Linked DNA regions of Mus musculus: region 2 is linked to region 1. A link is a loop called in an ENCODE intact Hi-C map of the cell type or tissue named here. Cell type or tissue: heart. All regions are shown on one strand. Each heading gives the region's core, and the rest is flanking DNA. Links, peaks and the distances in the headings are about the cores only. Region 1 overlaps Ankrd66 (ankyrin repeat domain 66). Region 2 overlaps Pla2g7 (phospholipase A2, group VII (platelet-activating factor acetylhydrolase, plasma)).

Region 1 (8,335 bases), core at 24-8,023:
CCCCTAGCTTTAATCCCAAATTCTACAAAATAAATAACTAAAACAAACAAACAAACAAGCAAACAAAGAATCTATGGCCATTGCAAAATCTGCAAGGATTGCTCGTGTAGGTGGGAGGAACTTGAGCAAGAGCTGGGATGGTGGACAGAAAGGAGGCTGTTCTAGAAAGAATACAGGGAGTTCATACAGAGCTTGGGGTCTCCTTGGAATAAGGATGGGGTGCTGCCTCCCAGGAAGAAGAGTGAGAAGGGAGAGGGATGATGAGAACGAGGCAGTGGTGTTGCAAAAGCTAGTTTCCTCCTGCTTCCACGCTCCTTAGGCTGCTTCTGGTCTCAGGCCACTGAGGACATTTTAAACTTAACTTTGCCTTCTTTCTCCATGGTATATCTAAGGACAAATGGAGGTGATCCATCTCCTGATACAATATGGAGCCAGACCCTGCTTGGTAACGGATGTGGGCTGGACGGCAGCTCATTTTGCAGCTGAGTCAGGCCATCTGAATGTACTCAAAGCTCTGCATGCACTTCCCTCTGCCATTGATGCTGCTGACTTCTTTGGAGACACACCCAAGAGGATTGCACAGATCTATGGTCAGAAAGACTGTGTGGACTTCCTGGAGATGTAAGTACTGTGTAGTCCCAGCTAAAGGAAGGAGCCTGTAATCAGGGGTTTTGTCAATTGACCAATCCCAGGTAAATGAAAGCGAAACAAACAAACAACCCTAACCCAGTGGTTTCCAACCTTCCTAATGCTGTGACCCTATGGTCTCTTTTTAAAGATTTATTTATTTTATGTATGTGAGTACACTGTCACTGTCTTTGGAAACATCAGATCCCATTACAGATGGTTGTGAGCCACCATGTGGTCACTGGGAATTGAACTCCAGACCTCTGGATGAGCAGTCAGTGCTCTTAACCACTGAGCCATCTCTCCAACCCAACATATAGCTCAGACTGGCAGTTGATTATAATTAAGTACAAAGTCTGCTCTCTGCAGTTATAGCCTTGGGAAGAATAGAAATAAAATTTATGAATTCATAATTTAGTTGGGTTAAGAAGTGGTTCATACAAGAAAAAGATGAACAGCCTGGTCTGAATTTTGTTGTTTGGAAAGGAAGATGAGAGAGACAGAAAACCTGGAAGCAATTCCAGCTTATGGTGGAGGACAGAGACAGTGGGCTGCCTTATATGAACTTCAAAATAGAGTTATTGTCAGAATGTTCAACTCACCCAGGATTGCGGTTTAAGCCTACAGTACCAGCTGCTTAAGAGGCCGACCAAGATAGATTGTAAATGCAAGGCCAGGACTCTCTAGGATACAGAGTGAGTTTGAGGACAGCCTGGGCAAATTAGTGAGACTGAAAGAAACACTAAAATGAAACTGGGCAGGCGGTGGTGGCGCACGCCTTTAATCCCAGCACTGAGGAGGCAGAGGCAAGCAGATCTCTGAGTTTGGGTTCAGCCTGGTCTACAGAGTGAGTTCCAGGATGGCCAGTAATACACAGAGAAATCCTGTCTCAAACAAACAAACAAACAAACAAGATACAGGAGAATGTGGTGGAAGGGTAGAATACATGCTTAGCCCCTGTGAGGCCATGGCTTCAATCTTTGGTGCTGCCATCCTCCCAAAAAGTTAAACTAGTAAAACCATTGCCTGGGATGTGATTGGCTAGCCATAGAAGTAACTCAAGAGACCCTGCTTTAGAAATGGATCATGACTGTTCCAAAGTATGGCTGAGGACATTAAACATGACCAGTTATAATGGGTTAGGCCATGAGAGGAGAGCAAGAGAGGAAGAGAAGAGAGAGAAAGCAAAGAAGACAGAGGGCCAGGAGGACTAAGAGCCAAGTATGAGCCAAGAGAGCTCATGGTCTAAATGTCAGGGTTTTATAGGAATAAACTGGATGGCCATGAGCAGGAGAAGTTAGAGTATGGGGCAGGGTGAGGAGAGGTGAGACTAGCCAGGATGCTAGCATGGATCCTTTAACAGGCATTGGCAATGCTGAGAGAGCCTAGGGCCAGCTGGTGCTTTGGTATATGAATAGGTACCACAGCCTGCCGTCTGTCCCGAGTTTCTTTGGGACCTGGCATTTCTACACTCTCTGTTCCTGGGCTTGGCTGGCTAAAGAAAACTTCAGAAGTAAGCAGATGAGTTGTCTGGGAACAAGGGATGTCTACTTCTAGCTAAGCCTCCAGAGTGGATTAAATCTTCCTTCTTATCTGAAGTCATGAAAGGATGGACACACTTCTTAGCCCCCATACTTCCAGATCCTACCAAGCCCCACACAAGTTCACCCTCCCCTTCCCTTCCTATCTGTGTCATGGTGTTCCTCCACGTAGGTCCTTCATGTCTCCCGCAAGAAAGCCACCCCTGTGTTCTTGCTTAGTCCTCGCTTCCTACTGTCTTGTTCACTGTTTCTGTTCTCTTCTTCCCACTCTTGCTTAGTCCTCGCTTCCTACTGTCTTGTTCACTGTTTCTGTTCTCTTCTTCCCACTCTTGCTTAGTCCTCGCTTCCTACTGTCTTGTTCACTGTTTCTGTTCTCTTCTTCCCACTCCTTTTATTGGCCTGTGAACATGTTCAAATAGATCTTATTAAAGAAATAAACAAAGAGCTAAACAATGCATGCGTGCCCACACACACACACACACACACACACACACACACACACACACACGCTTGCACACTTCTCTTCTCCCCTAGGCTACTCAGGAGATAATCTACAGAACTGTTTCTCTTTCCTCATCTCTGGCTAACTTTTCTCCATCTTTGTACTGACTCAGTTCTCATATGAATAATCAAACTTCCTGTTGCTAGCACAATGCTCCCTTCTCAATGCAAGGCCAGTTAATCTGTAAGTATTTCTCTTCTTTCCCTTCCCCCTCACTCCCTTCCTTCTTTCCTTCCTTTCTTCTCTCTCTCTCTCTCTCTCTCTCTCTCTCTCTCTCTCCTCTCTCTCTCTTTCTCTCTCTAAGGGTCTCACTATATAACCCAACTTGGCCTTCAATTCATGATCCCTCTACCTCAGTCTCCCAAGTGCTAGGATTACAAGCAGGTACCCCTTGCCCAGTTCCTCAGTATTTATCCTTGTGAGCCTTTCAAATGCTGAAATTCCAGTCTTGTCCTTGGCTTTCTATTGATCCCTACCCCATCCCCGCACCCACCCCTGCCCATGACACCCATTAATCTTAACCCTTCCTCATTGAGGCACGTGACATTTGGCCTGAGCATAACTAACAGAGTGGGTACTGTCAGGGAAAGTGGGCAGACAATGCTAAGCAGACGGAAACTTTAGTCAGCTGCATTCCCTGTGAATTCACATCTACTTGCCACCTCCCACCAGGAACTCTTTTCCTTCTGATATTAGAGAATTCAGAGGGATGATTTATGGATGAAGGTGTAATTATTGTGGTTGTGCAAAGAGCCATCAGATGGACGAGAGAGAAAACCCATTGATGAGGGTATAGCTACCGCGTTGAAAGTGTGCATAGGTATGGTGTTCGAGAGAAGACGTGGAGGGAGTGTGCAAGCATGAAGGCCCTGGCCAATCAGGTGATCACAGCCTAAATCGGTCAGGTGGGGGAACGTAGTGGGGGAAGAAGCCAACAATGAACTCATCATAGGATGGATGAGCTGAAACAGGCAGTCCAGTAAAGTTGCTCATAGGATACAAGATGCGGCCGTGGGTGTCCTGTAGTGGGGCTAGAGGTTTTGTAACTACTCTAGGCAAGGAGATCAGAGGCCATCTTCACAGTTTACATTGTGAGGAGGTGAGCCCCTAGGCTATTCCTAACTAATTTACTTATACATACAATGCATTCAATTAGCATTGTCTTCCTCATGCTTCGGCACTTTAAATTTATTTGATTCATTGATTGATTGAGACAAGGTTTCCTCTCTGTAGCCCAGGCTAGCCGGAGCTCACTATATATCAGAGGCGGGCCTTGAACCTGCAGCAAACTCTCCTAGGTCCTGGATTTGCACACTTACCTGGCTATACTTTAAAATGTTTAAGAATGTACATGTGTTCCTTTTATAATCAGGAGAATAAAAAAATGCAACATCATTTCTTCCTTATAACATGAAGATTGTTCTGGAAATTTGAGCATTTTAAGAATGAACAACCCCTCCTTCCAGTTGTCTTTGAGTCTGAGATTCATCACACCCAGGTGCCCCATGGCCACATGCTAGCTTTTCCTGTCTTCAGGTAGTTTCTCTGATATCAGAGAACTTCTAATCTTTAGAATCTAAAGTGTGCTCTTGGACCTGTGTGAACTCCTTCCTTCTCAATTAAACTGTGAACAGCCTGCGCTGTGTGTGGCCCTCGGGAAGAGAGGTCCCGGCCAATCCTGGCCAGGCTCCTCCTCCCGCCCTCGCCTGCTGCGCTTTCTTTGCAGAGCAGAACCGGAATGCAGGGACCACCGCCAGAGAGGGCTGTTGCTTGACGAGCGGGATCCAGATTGGGACCTCAAGAGAAGGGAACTAGAACTGTCGCTTCCAGCTCCGGATCAAAACAGCAACAAAAAGAAGAAGAGAATCCGAGGTTCCACCCGGTTTAACCATGCCCACCCCTGGAGAGTATGAGAAGGCGTAGCCCCAGGGCTCAGACTGGAGCCAGCTGGAATACTCAGCTGTCTTCACAGGAGTTGACTCAACCACTCTTCCTCAAGGTTTTACAGAAAGCCCCAGCCAGTCCTTTAGTCTGAAAGTCTTGCCAGAGTGTTCTCTATAGGAGCCGCTGTCGCCTTGATAAAATCAGATGCCCAGAGGAGTGACCCGGAGGGGACACTTAGGGGACAGACAACTGCTTGCATTTTGCTTTTGTGGTTTGCAGTGTTAACATGCCCTGCCTGTCAGCCCACCAACACACACTGGCACAGCTGATCAAGATCAAAGTAAGAGCTCTCCTGATTAAGTTGATTTTTGAGAGCCCACAGTCCCAGCCCTGAGGACTTTACCCATGATCACATCCAGCGAGGAGCAATGGCCTGGACAATGCTGCCACTCAATGAGAGGCAACAAAAAGAAAGGCCTGGCTGGAAGGAAATCTGCTCCACGCATCAACGAGCATCGGCAGAAAATGGTGAAGTGTGTGTGGGCTTGGTGCTCAAGTTTTTCAATGATAGATTTTACGAAAGTTGGATGAGATGTTACAAGAAAAATATAGCACCTAAATTGAGACATTAAAAATATATATTGAAGCTTTGAAGACTCCACGGGTATATGTTAAATGTCTTACTCACTACTTTTAATATTGATTTGCTGAAATATGACAGATGTTTTAGAGCTCAGTATAATATACTATTAAAACCAATTTTAGTACTTTCTACTTTTTATTTTTATTTCCTTTTAAGTATGAGAAGATCTTGTAGGGTGTTATATTTACATATATCACACTGAATAACTGGGGGAGGCATATGAACATGCCACATTTTGTGTGTGTGTGTGTGTGTGTGTGTGTGTGTGTGCTTGTGTGTGCGTCAGAGAACAACTTGTGAGAGTCAGTTCTTTTTCCACCATCTGGGTCCTGGGAATCAAACTCATTGGTCAGGCTTGGTGGTGAAGGCCCTCACCCACTGAGTCGTCTCACTGACTCTACTTTTAAAAGCTTATGCCTGCTAGAATGTCCCTATGCGGCTTACATCTAATTGCTGTTGACTCTGCTATACAATTCTGACATTTGAAGCCTCCAGTAGATGATTAATGGCCTGCTCTACTGTCTTTTTGATCAATTAGTTTCTCTGCTTGAATCAATAGCCTTAGATACTGCTATCTTTATTGCATACTAATAATTAATTATCTGTTGATTTGGACCATGTGTGTTTTGAAATTTTCAAACTTAAGACAAAAAAATCTTCAATCCTTTACAGGAAAGTGGTATAGCTATAGAAAACTTTCCTAGTGTTTCCATCTCTGAAGAAAAACATCCCCTCCCAATCCCAGCAGCCCAGGTAATGACTCCACAGCTAGGAGGGGGAGCCTCATGGGCCCCTCTCCCATTTGTGATGGAACACTGGCTGGCTTGATCATGGACCAGTCTTGTACAGATAATCATAGTTGCTATGGATTCATGGTTTAATGGCCAGAGTATCTTGCAGACAGAACTTTAGTGGCATTTCTTCCGATGCTTTGTTCTTACATATTTTCTGCTTCCTCTTCTATGATATTCCCTGAGTGGTGTGTGTGTGTGTGTGTGTGTGTGTACTTTGATATAAACTTCTCTTTCAGGGCTAAGCACTTAACAGTCATTTCTTTTCACCACTTTGGCCCATTGTGAGTCTCTACATTGATGTCTGTCCATTGTGTGCTTCTCTAATCAAAGTTGAGAGCAACATGTCCATTTAGCAAAACAACAGTAGCAGGTCACCCACTAAGGCCTATGACCTGCTTAGCTGTGGGCTTTCGACCAGGTTTGTAGTGCCAGGCAAGAATTCCTTCCTTTGGAGCAAGCCTCAAATCAAATCAGAAAGCAATTGGTTCTTCCTATAATAATCACATCACTATGGCACCAGCCCCTGGCAGGTCAGTATGTTAGCATGCAGGGTCTACCGCTGGGTAAGTCCGTTGATGACTTTTTTCCCCCTCCGCAGCTACTATAGCTCCTGCCGGCTCTGTTAAAGGTAGCCAATAGGGAGAAAACTCCAAGTTAGTTCCAGCCTGATTTCTGTACATCTTATGTACTCAGCAATAGGGTCTTACCATCTAGCTATGATGGACAACCAAGAGCAAAGTCTATTAATAGCCTGTGTTACGCCAGGAACCTGTGGGGCTTACTGACCAAAAACTCAAAGGGAACTAGTCTATGTCTGACAATGAATCTTTCTGTTAATAACCCCTATCTTCTGGGGGAGGCATTCAGAGAACCTCTACTCCACGTTTTCTCCTTTTTGTTTGATATAGAACTACAGTCTATGGAGTTTTCCCACACACATTCAGAGTGAGACTCCATAAATTAAACATCTCTGGAGACACCCTCACAGGCGCACATAAAGGTGCATCTCCTTGATGATTCTAAATCCCATCAAGTTGACAATGAAGGTTAACCATCAAGTAACCCTCAAAAGTGTTGGTAATACCATGAATTTGGACCTATGAACTATGCTGTGCTGTGGTAGTTTGAGTATGAATTTCCATCACACCCTCAGGCATGTGGATACATGGTCTTCATTTAGTGGCCCTGTTTGGCAAGGCATGGGAGGTGTGGCCTTGCTAGAGGAAGTACATCACTGAGAGCGGGCTTTGAGAGTTAAAAAGCTTGCACTATCCCCAGTGCACTCTCTCTGTTTCCTACTTGTGGTTCAAGATGTGAAGTCTCAGCTTCCTGCTTCGACAGCCATGCTTTCATTCTACCATCATTGACTCTACTTGGTACCATGAGCCTAAGCCTAAGACCTTTCCCTTCTGTAAGTTGCCTTGGCCAGGGTGTATTGTCACAGAAATAGAAACATAACTAACACAAGTGTCTTGTAGGTAGTGTTTTGTTATTTCAACTATAGAAAACTAATTGAGAGGCCTTTTTGATAAAAGCACTGATCCCAGAATGTGGCATTCTCTAGGTATTCATTGTCATGTTATAGAGTGTATTAGAAAGACTTAACAATACTTCTTCAATGATACCCTTTGATCCCTATGATTCTTGGGGTGAAGAATGACCACTGTAACACAAACCTGTTGGTTCCTGATTCAGATCAACTTTCAAGTCACCAAGAGGACAGAGTACTTTGTGTACGTCCATCTCCCAAGGCATAGTTGTTATGGCCCATTTGGGTCAACAACCCAATTATATGCAAATCTTCCTTTGATCATGCATGGTTTTTCTATTTTTCCCCTTTTCCATTTTCACACCTGTGTATATGGTGGGCATGTGTGCTTTGGTGCATATGTGCATGTGGGTGGACACACCGATATCTGGGTGCATGTGCCTGTGTAGGACCAAGGTTGATTTCAGACATCATCACATCATCTCCCATCGCGTTTCTATGTTATTCACTGAGGCAAAGGTCTCAAGATAGTTGTGGTGCTTTGAATGAAAATGGCTCTCTTAGACTCATAGGGAGTCACATGATTGGAGGCATGTACTTGTTGGAGGAAGTGAGTCACAGGAAGTGGGCTTTGCTCAAGCCAGGCCCAGTGTTTCACTCTTCCTGTTGCTTGCTGATCCAGATGTAGAACTCTCAGCTATGTCTGCAGTACTGGGGACTTTCGTCAACCAGTGCAGATTGTGTCTGCTGGACCTCGGATCTGAGAACCTAAAAGAATGGGGTGGACTACAGTCTGATGCTGTAGAGAACCTTACTTCAGCCTCAGTGTACTTTTATATACGAAATACACGAATG
Region 2 (8,335 bases), core at 37-8,036, 45 kb before region 1:
CACACACACACACACACACACACACACACACACACTAATCTTAGCCTAGACACTTGAAGTTATTACACTAAAGCCACCAGAAATTTTCTCCAAAGGAAAGAATCTCCTGCCAGTGGGGAAAGAAATTTAAGAGATATTTTTTGAGACTGTGCCACAGTGACTGGCCTTGTATTGCTCCTTAGTCTCCCGAGTTCTAGGTTTGCAGGGTTGTGAATGGCAAAGAGGAATTTAATGTCCCATCAATCAGATCCTACCCAGTAATCCACTCTGACTGCCCCAGCGACCCTGGCTGCCGCTCTTCAGACAGGAGTGAAGGGGTAGCTGTCTACTCTCCACACTGTTCTTGGGGGGCTCAGACGCTCCCTTGACACCCCTGCTGCAGCTTTAGTGCGTGTGTGGGAGTGGCGAAGGTACACTTCGGAAAGCATGCCGCTGGAGGAAGGGACAAGACTGCAGAGCAGGCAGGTCTGTTCTTGGCATGCTGCTGCTCTTGTTACAGTTGAAAGGAACAAGGGACAGCTGTTCTGTTACAAAGCACAAGATTCCCTGTTGGGGACACACAGAGGTGATGGTGAGGCAGCCCCGAAATCCTGTTGGGGCTAAACCTCAGCTTCTTTCTGAAACTGGCCTGTGCTCTTGTGTCAAAGGGCTAAAGAAATGAGAATGCCTTGACACAGTTTTTACTTTTGCCCCCCCTTTCTTTAAAAGATTTATTTATTTATTATATGTAAGTACACTGTAGCTGTCTTCAAACACTCCATAAAAGGGCGTCAGATCTTGTTACAGATGGTTGTGAGCCACCATATGGTTGCTGGGATTTGAACTCCGGACCTTCGGAAGAGCAGTCGGGTGCTCTTACCCACTGAGCCATCTCACCAGCCCACTTTTGCCCCTTTTGAAGGCGGGGGGTGAAGAGGGGATAAGAAAGAGTCTCATGTAGCCTAGGCTGGCGCGGAAGTCTACTGTGTGACAAAAGATAACCTTGGACTCCTGACTTTGCCTTCTGAGTGCTAGGATTACAGTTGTCACAGACACACACCCCTAAGAAGGGCCTCAGAAGATGACTCAGTGGGTAAAATCCTGCTGTGCAAGTGTGGGGGTCTGAGTTCAAATCCCCACAAGCTGGACTTGATACTGTGAGTGTAACCTCAGCCCTCTTACAACCTAATTGGGGCAGACATGGACGTCCCTGAAAGGCCAGCCAGCCTAGTAAAGAAAGGCAGAGGTGAACAAGAGGCCCCTTCTCAACCCAAATGGAAGGTGAGGAGCCACACCCAAGATTGCCCTCTGATCTCCACACACCCATGTCCACATAAGCACACCTATAAATGAACTCACACACACACACACACACACACACACACACACACACACACACACGATTTAAAAACAATACAAAACTTCAACAAGAGCCCTACAGATCAGGAAGAGACTTGATGAAGCCTGTCACCTGCTTCTGCAAAGGTAAACAAGTGCTCTGGTTAACACAGCACAGGCGTCCTGAGTAGAGACACACTCGGCTTTCTGGTATCCCGACCTGCTGGTTCCTGTTTGTTATGTTTTCCTATTAGAGCGGAGCTCCACCTGCAAGGAAGTATTTTGCCTTCCATTTAGACTTCTGAAATCACAAATTTGAGTGGTTATGAAAGTTTAAAAATGTAATATGAGATATAAATGACTCTCCTCTACTCAATACCCACTGTGCACAGCACTGCCAGCCCTCACAAGTCACGTAGTCTCTGTTTCTTACATCACAAGGTCACAGGCACTGATGCCTTCTGCCTGGGTCACATGAGTGGCAGGCTTTAGAGCCAGAGAAATAAGCCTACAACTCTGGTTCAAATGTTAAAAATACTACTAATGTGGCACGATCTTGTTTCTACTTAAAATATATAGTTTCTACATAAATAAGGAGGAAACAAGCCACATAAACAGAATCCCAGATTGTCTTCAGCAATCTCCTTTAAGGGATAGGATAATGGCTGGCTTTCTTTTTCTTTTAAATTGTACTTTGTATTCCCTGCCTGTTGGCAAGTGGTAACAAACAAAGAAGAGTGTCCCTGGGAAGTAAAACTGTCCCCATCTGAAACACAGCAGGCAATATCAGGAACAAAACCAAGACCAAGATAGGCAAGGGTACCAAGCTGTCATGGGAAAGGAGATGAAAATACACAGTGGGAAAAGAAAAGGGTTGAAAACTATCAGGAAAATAACAAGCTGTACACACGCTTACCATGGCCAGCACTCAGGAGGCTGAGGCAGGAAGCCTGCCACAAGTTCAAGACTATGCCGGGCGTGGTGGCGCACGCCTTTAATCCCAGCACTCGGGAGGCAGAGGCAGGTGGATTTCTGAGTTCAAGGCCAGCCTGGTCTACAAAGTGAGTTCCAGGACAGCCAGGGCTATACAGAGAAACCCTGTCTCAAAAAAAAAAAAAAAAAAAAAAAAAAAAACAAGTTCAAGACTATTTAGTGAGTTCCAAACTAGCCTACACTACAGAATGATATCTTACATAAACTGACAAAGACAACCAATAACATGCAGGCATAGCGGCACATACTTGTCATTCCAACATCTGGGAGGTAAATTCAGGAAGATTGGAAGTTCAAGGTTAAGTTCTCACGAGCAGCCTGTGCTACATCCCTCTCCCCCTCCCCCTCCCCCTCCTACCCCCCTCCTTTACAAACTCGGAGCAGGGGAAGGAAAGGTAAACCGTAAGCCCTTTTGCTAAGCACGAATACGGTTTTAGCTGACGTTCTGAGGAAGACTCTGTTTTGGTTTGGGTTTTAGGTTCACAAAGATGTATGACTTCATCAATGAAGCATCCACCGTGTAACATGTGCATTTCACATTTACTTCCAACATACTTCCCAGTCAGTGAGGTTGGTGCTTTTCCTTCAAGATCCTTTTCCTAGTTTCTCTAGTCAGAGCCCCTGCCTTACTGCCCACAGTGCACAGTGGAGCGTGTCCTCTACCGATTCTTCTCGCGTGGTGTGAGCGTCTCTTCAAGATGGTGCATATCACCCATCTCACGAACTCAGCACCCTCGACCTGTGATGCTCTGAGTACTAATTATAGTGCTGGCTTCTACAGGAACGCTAAACACGATGGAAGGAAACAAAAAAACGGCAAGAAACTGTTGGACTTGTTTTGAGCGCACTTGGTAGCAAGGCCTTTTCAACCACCGGGTGTAGCACACGTATCTGCTGAGCTAACACAGGAATGACTTCTGCCCCGCAGAATCGTGTCCGTGCCTTTAGTCCATCAGTATGTGCACACGCACGGGCCTTAGGGGATACGGAATAGAGAATAGAAAGAGGGGTAGCCTTCTCAGCCTCTCCTCTGGGTACACCTTGCTCCAGACTCAGTCTATATCATAGGGAGCTCAAGGCAGCCTTCCAGACTCACTAGCTTAGTTCTTCCTGTCTAACAATGCTCACACCCTTCTTTCCACGTGACTCCCCATCCCTTGCAAATGAAAACATTATCCTCTAAGGAACAGGAGATATCAGAGCCATAGTTCTCATGTGACCCTCCCTCCCAGTCTTCTCCGGTAGCAGACTTCCTGTATCATCACTCCTCTCTCATCAGCCCTGTGCCGGATGTCCGGGGATCTTGAGCTGTCTGTCATTAACTGCAGCTTCGCCAGGGCCTCTCCAGCCCTTCCAAGCTAGTCTCAGTCCGTGCTTTTACTTTGCATTGATTTCTGCTGCTTCAGCACACTTAAATCAAGCGGAGGCTACAGCTCTGTGGGAAGGTACTTGGCTGTGTATCTGCACGGCTTTGGGTTTCAGCTCCGCTATCATAAAGACATCTTTTCTGGTCTACTCGCCTGCTCGAGGCTAGTAAGCTTTATGTTTTAAAATATCATGATATTCTATGTACCTAGGGGGGCAGTTGGGGGCTTGGGGAGACAACACATTCCTCTGGCTTCTGATTCATTTGTCTGTCTTGTTTTGTCTGACAGCTGTTTTCTTGTTCAAGGGACTTTACCCTAAGGAGCTGCGCAATCCTTTTGAAAAGATTACACATTTTAAATAAGCTTGACCCCAATTTTCCAGGTTGCACAGATGAAACAGAACTTCCTGCTTTTCTGAACAAAGCACTGATACAAACATCCAGATGTCCTTACTTCCCTAGGCTGCTTGCTTCTAAGGGTCACTAAACTGTGTGGGAGACAGCCACAGCCCCCGAGGCTTTTTAAAAAAGGGGATCACAGTAGAACCCTTCCTAGGAGACTGTAATGTTCAAAGTCTCTTCAAGCTCAGCCTGCCGATAAGAATTGGCTAAAAATAAGTTTGCACTTCAGAAGTAGAAACTTAAGTCAGGTGGTCACTTTAGACATTGTCTTAGAACTAGAGACTACAAAAAGGTCTGTTTTCATTTTGCAACCTGTTCTCTGAGAAAGATGAAACTAGGCACATGGCAGCAACTGGTAAATCAAAGCCAAGGCACAGCGTCTCCTGTGACTTCGAAACAGGAAAGTTTGCAAAATAAAGTCAGCCATGCTAGTAAGCTTATGTAGTACATTTAAAATAAGCAATTTGGGGGGCTGTTGTTATTACACAGTCGATAAGAGTACACACACACACACACACACACACACACAAACCCGAACACAAATCCATACACACACACACACACAAACATTAACACATACACACACCACACACACACACATAAACACACACCCTTCCCTATCTTTCTCTCTTGCCTTCCCTCCTTCTCCATTCCTTTTCTTCTTCTCCCCCCACTTCTCCCACTAACAAAAATGTCAATTTTCAAGCCTTAAGGTGTTCCTTTCTTCCACTGACCTTTTAATTACATTTGTAGGATTAGTGTAACATCTCAAAGATGGGAGGGGAACTTTGAATCTATAATTTCAGCTGAGTGTGGGGACTTCCACAAGCCCAGCACTGGAGAGGCTGGGGGAGGAAGGACTTTAGTTCAAGGTTTGCTTGCAGTATAGAGGAAGATTCTGATCTAAAAAGCATCAACAAAAGTTCAACCAATCAAATAAACAAGAATCTCAGAACAGTAAGACGTATGTTCAATCCTACAAAAGCCAGCACACATGGGAACATATGTGCACCCACAACCAGGACGCACTATGAACAGGATTTTATTTAACACATTTTAAAGATAGTTCTTAGAAACTGTCATTAATGTCATAGGCCAGTTTCAATCGAAAACTATAAAACTGTCATGTAAAAGTTAATATTGAGAAAGCAGTACAAGGCCAGGCTCTCTCTTGAAAAGGCAACACTCTGTCTTGAAAGTTCCTGCTTCACCCCTGACTTCCTCTACCTTTCTCTTAATGCCCACACTTAAATCTCTATTAAAGCAATTCCTTTATAGCGGGAAGGTCCCAGCACTCAGGAGGCAGAGCCCTCTGTGAGTTCGAGGCCAGCCTGGTCTACAGAGGAAGTTATAGGATAGCCAGGGCTACATAAAGGAGTCTTGATTTGAAAACCAAAACAAACCAAAACAAGAAATGAATAAAAACAAACAAGCAAAAACAAAAATAAACAAGCAAAAACAAAAACAAACAAGCAAAAACAAAAACAAACAAGCAAAAACCCATTTCCTTTATAAATAATGATTTTATCAATTCTTTAAGAATTTGATTCCATGTATTCTGATCATACACACACACACTTCTCTACCACCTCTATCTCTATCTCCCTCGCCCTCTCCCTCACTTTCATCAAGTCCATAAATCTGTTTCTTAATGACCTCCAACTTTGTTTTAAAAACTGAAGCAGGATAATGAACTCATCTGTGTTTTTCCAGTTATGGATGATTTTTATAATAAAATATGTTGCTTTGATCACAAGAATTAATTTTAAGAGGATTCGAACATTTATGACTAGCGAATGTTTATCTTTAAGTGAAAGTTATAGCAGCAGAGAATTAAGAGATTAATCTCTGATTTCAGACAAAACAGTGTATGTAATAGAAGAGGAGGAAGGAGAAGAGGAGGAGAAGAAAGAGGCAGAAGAAGAGGAAGAAGCGGCTGCTTCTATGATGGTGAACCAGGAAGTCAGATGTGAGACAAAAAGGTGGAAGCTTCAAAACCCACCCCTTGTGATCCAATCCTTCCAGCTAGCTGTGCCCCCAAATACCCCAAGGCCTAGGCTGTGCCCCCAAATACCTCAAGGCCTAGGCTGTGCCCCCAAATGCCCCAAGGCCTAGGCTCTGTCCCTAAATGCCCCAAGGCCTAGGTTCTGCCCCCAAATGCCCCAAGGCCTAGGCTGTGCCCCCAAATGCCCCAAGGCCTAGGTTGTACCCCCAAATCTCCAAGGTCTAGGCTGTGCCCCCAAATGCCCCAAGGCCTAGGCTGTACCCCCAAATGCCCCAAGGCCTAGGCTGTGCCCCCAAATGCCCCAAGGCCTAGGCTATGCCCCCAAATGCCCCCAAGGCCTAGGCTGTACCCCCAAATGCCCCCAAGGCCTAGGCTGTGCCCCCAAATGCCCCCAAGGCCTAGGCTGTACCCCCAAATGCCCCCAAGGCCTTCCAAAATAGCAACATGGACTGGGGAAGAAGCTTCAAAAGATGGAGGACATTTCACATCCAACCGGAATGTGAAATGAACCACTAAATGGCAAAATGCTATGGCAGCCACAGAAAACTAATATGGAGCTTGTAATGTTGCCGGACTTGATGTATGAACAGGTAATAGCCAGACTTAGTTTGGCCTAATAAGATGATTTTAAATATCTCAAAAATTGATCCAATACTGGGCTGACCAGTCAAGGAAGGTGAAAGTCTTCTCCTTTGGATGTGATGACGTAAACAGCTCATGGAGCTATCACCAGGTTCATTCTGTGTTTCCCCAAAGACACTTGCAAGTATCAAGAGATGCCTTTGGTCATCCTGTTAGGGGGTTTCCGCCAACATAAAATGGGCAGAGGCCCAGCATGCTCTTAAATATCTTCAATACACAGACTGGCCCCCACTAGATAGTGATACCCCAAAACATTAGTGGTTCTGAGGTTAGGAAACCTAAAACAACTGCATGCTTGCTCAATGAGGAAAAACTAGTGCTGCAGAGGCCACTCGACCAGTGGGGTACTTGTCTTACAAGCACAAGGACTGGAGTTTGATCTCTGGGAATTATGTAAAGGGGTGGGGGGGGGTGCCCTGGCACACATTTGTAATCCCAAACCACAGAGGGAAGAGACAAGAAGACGCTCAGGGACCCACAAGCACCCAGCTGAGCCTACCTCAATGAGCGCTAAGCTAACGTGAGGCCTGTCTCGAAACACAAGATGTATGGTTCCTACAGAATGGCACCTGAGCTTGTCCTCTGCTCTCTACTTGCTTATATGCCGATGTGCTGGTGTCTCTAATGCTGGCATTTAGTCTAGACTCTGCCACACAGTTACCTGGCAACAGCCAGGTGTGCCTGACTCACTATAAAAGGGGCTGCTTGCCTTCTCCTCTTGCTCTCTTGCTCTCTTCTCTTCTCCTCTTGTTCTTGCTCCCTTACCCTCTTCCCCCTCTTTCACCATCATCCCCTCTCTCCACATGGTCATGGCTGGGTTCTACTCTCCTCTTCTCTTTTTCTCTCTGTCTCTGTATCTCTGTCTCCGTGTCTCTGTCTCTTTCTGTGTCTATCTGTCTGTCTTCCTCTGTCTCTACTCCTTCAACTCCCTTCCTCATGCCCTAAATAAACTCTACTCTACACTATACTGTGACTAGTACCTCAGGGGGAAGGGATGCTTCAGCATGGACCCACAAAGGCACCCTCTTCTCCCACACCATACTGCACTTCCACCAAACATATCCCTGGCTCTTCTCTTCTCTTTTTATAAAACACAACACCTCACACCTGCACACACACATTATGTACACATACACACAACAGGAAGAAGTGAGACACTCCCTATTGTCCAGATACATGGACAAAGAAAAAGGAAAACCTGTGTTTGGTTCTTTTATAATGGCTTGGAGTTGTATACTGCTAAGTGGTCTCCTTCTAGTAATCCTAAAACAAGGATAGATTGAGGCTGGGATTGGACTTTCTTGTCCCACCTTTATCAAACACTTTGTGGGCCTTTTTTTTTTTTTTCGATCAAACAATTCCTACTCAACATTTGCTGTTATCAAAACTAAGCATTGTTCAACTCCAAACGACAATTGAGGTAGCTCATATACTCTGAACTTAATCTCACGTTGTCTCAGAGGTGTAAAAAATCAAGCAACTTCTGCAGAAATGGCTAAGCACGCTTTGGGGACAGTTCATATGACTCTTGGGTAATCCTTTCACAACTTCAGAACAGAAGCACGGTTAAGAACAGGAAACTAAAATGCAGTTCTACTCGTGGGAAAACC

Evidence for each region. Hi-C counts contacts between places; a loop is a spot of excess contacts. Peaks named below come from ENCODE experiments on the same cell type or tissue, not always from the same donor. Only the 100,000 strongest peaks of a DNase experiment are listed, where the experiment ranks them.
Region 2: it touches region 1 in a loop (1.8-fold over the local background); 4 of 42 quality-filtered maps call a loop at or near these places.

Annotation. Positions count from the first base shown.
Region 1 is chr17:43,531,164-43,539,498 of GRCm38, reverse strand. It overlaps Ankrd66 (ankyrin repeat domain 66), which reads left to right. Exons shown (of 3, transcript NM_001254953.1): 2 at 393-621; 3 at 4,397-5,325. The coding sequence ends at 4,583. Among named protein-coding and RNA genes, the nearest start is that of Ankrd66, 8.3 kb to the left of the region's middle. In heart, for the core only: no CTCF peak of the experiment used is centred there; a DNase peak (open chromatin) is centred at 4,468; H3K4me3 peaks cover 908 bases; H3K27ac peaks cover 431 bases; H3K27me3 peaks cover 539 bases.
Region 2 is chr17:43,576,467-43,584,801 of GRCm38, reverse strand. All of the region lies in intron 1 of Pla2g7 (phospholipase A2, group VII (platelet-activating factor acetylhydrolase, plasma)), which reads right to left. Among named protein-coding and RNA genes, the nearest start is that of 1700071M16Rik, 11 kb to the left of the region's middle. In heart, for the core only: no CTCF peak of the experiment used is centred there; a DNase peak (open chromatin) is centred at 3,541; H3K4me3 peaks cover 431 bases; H3K27ac peaks cover 2,318 bases.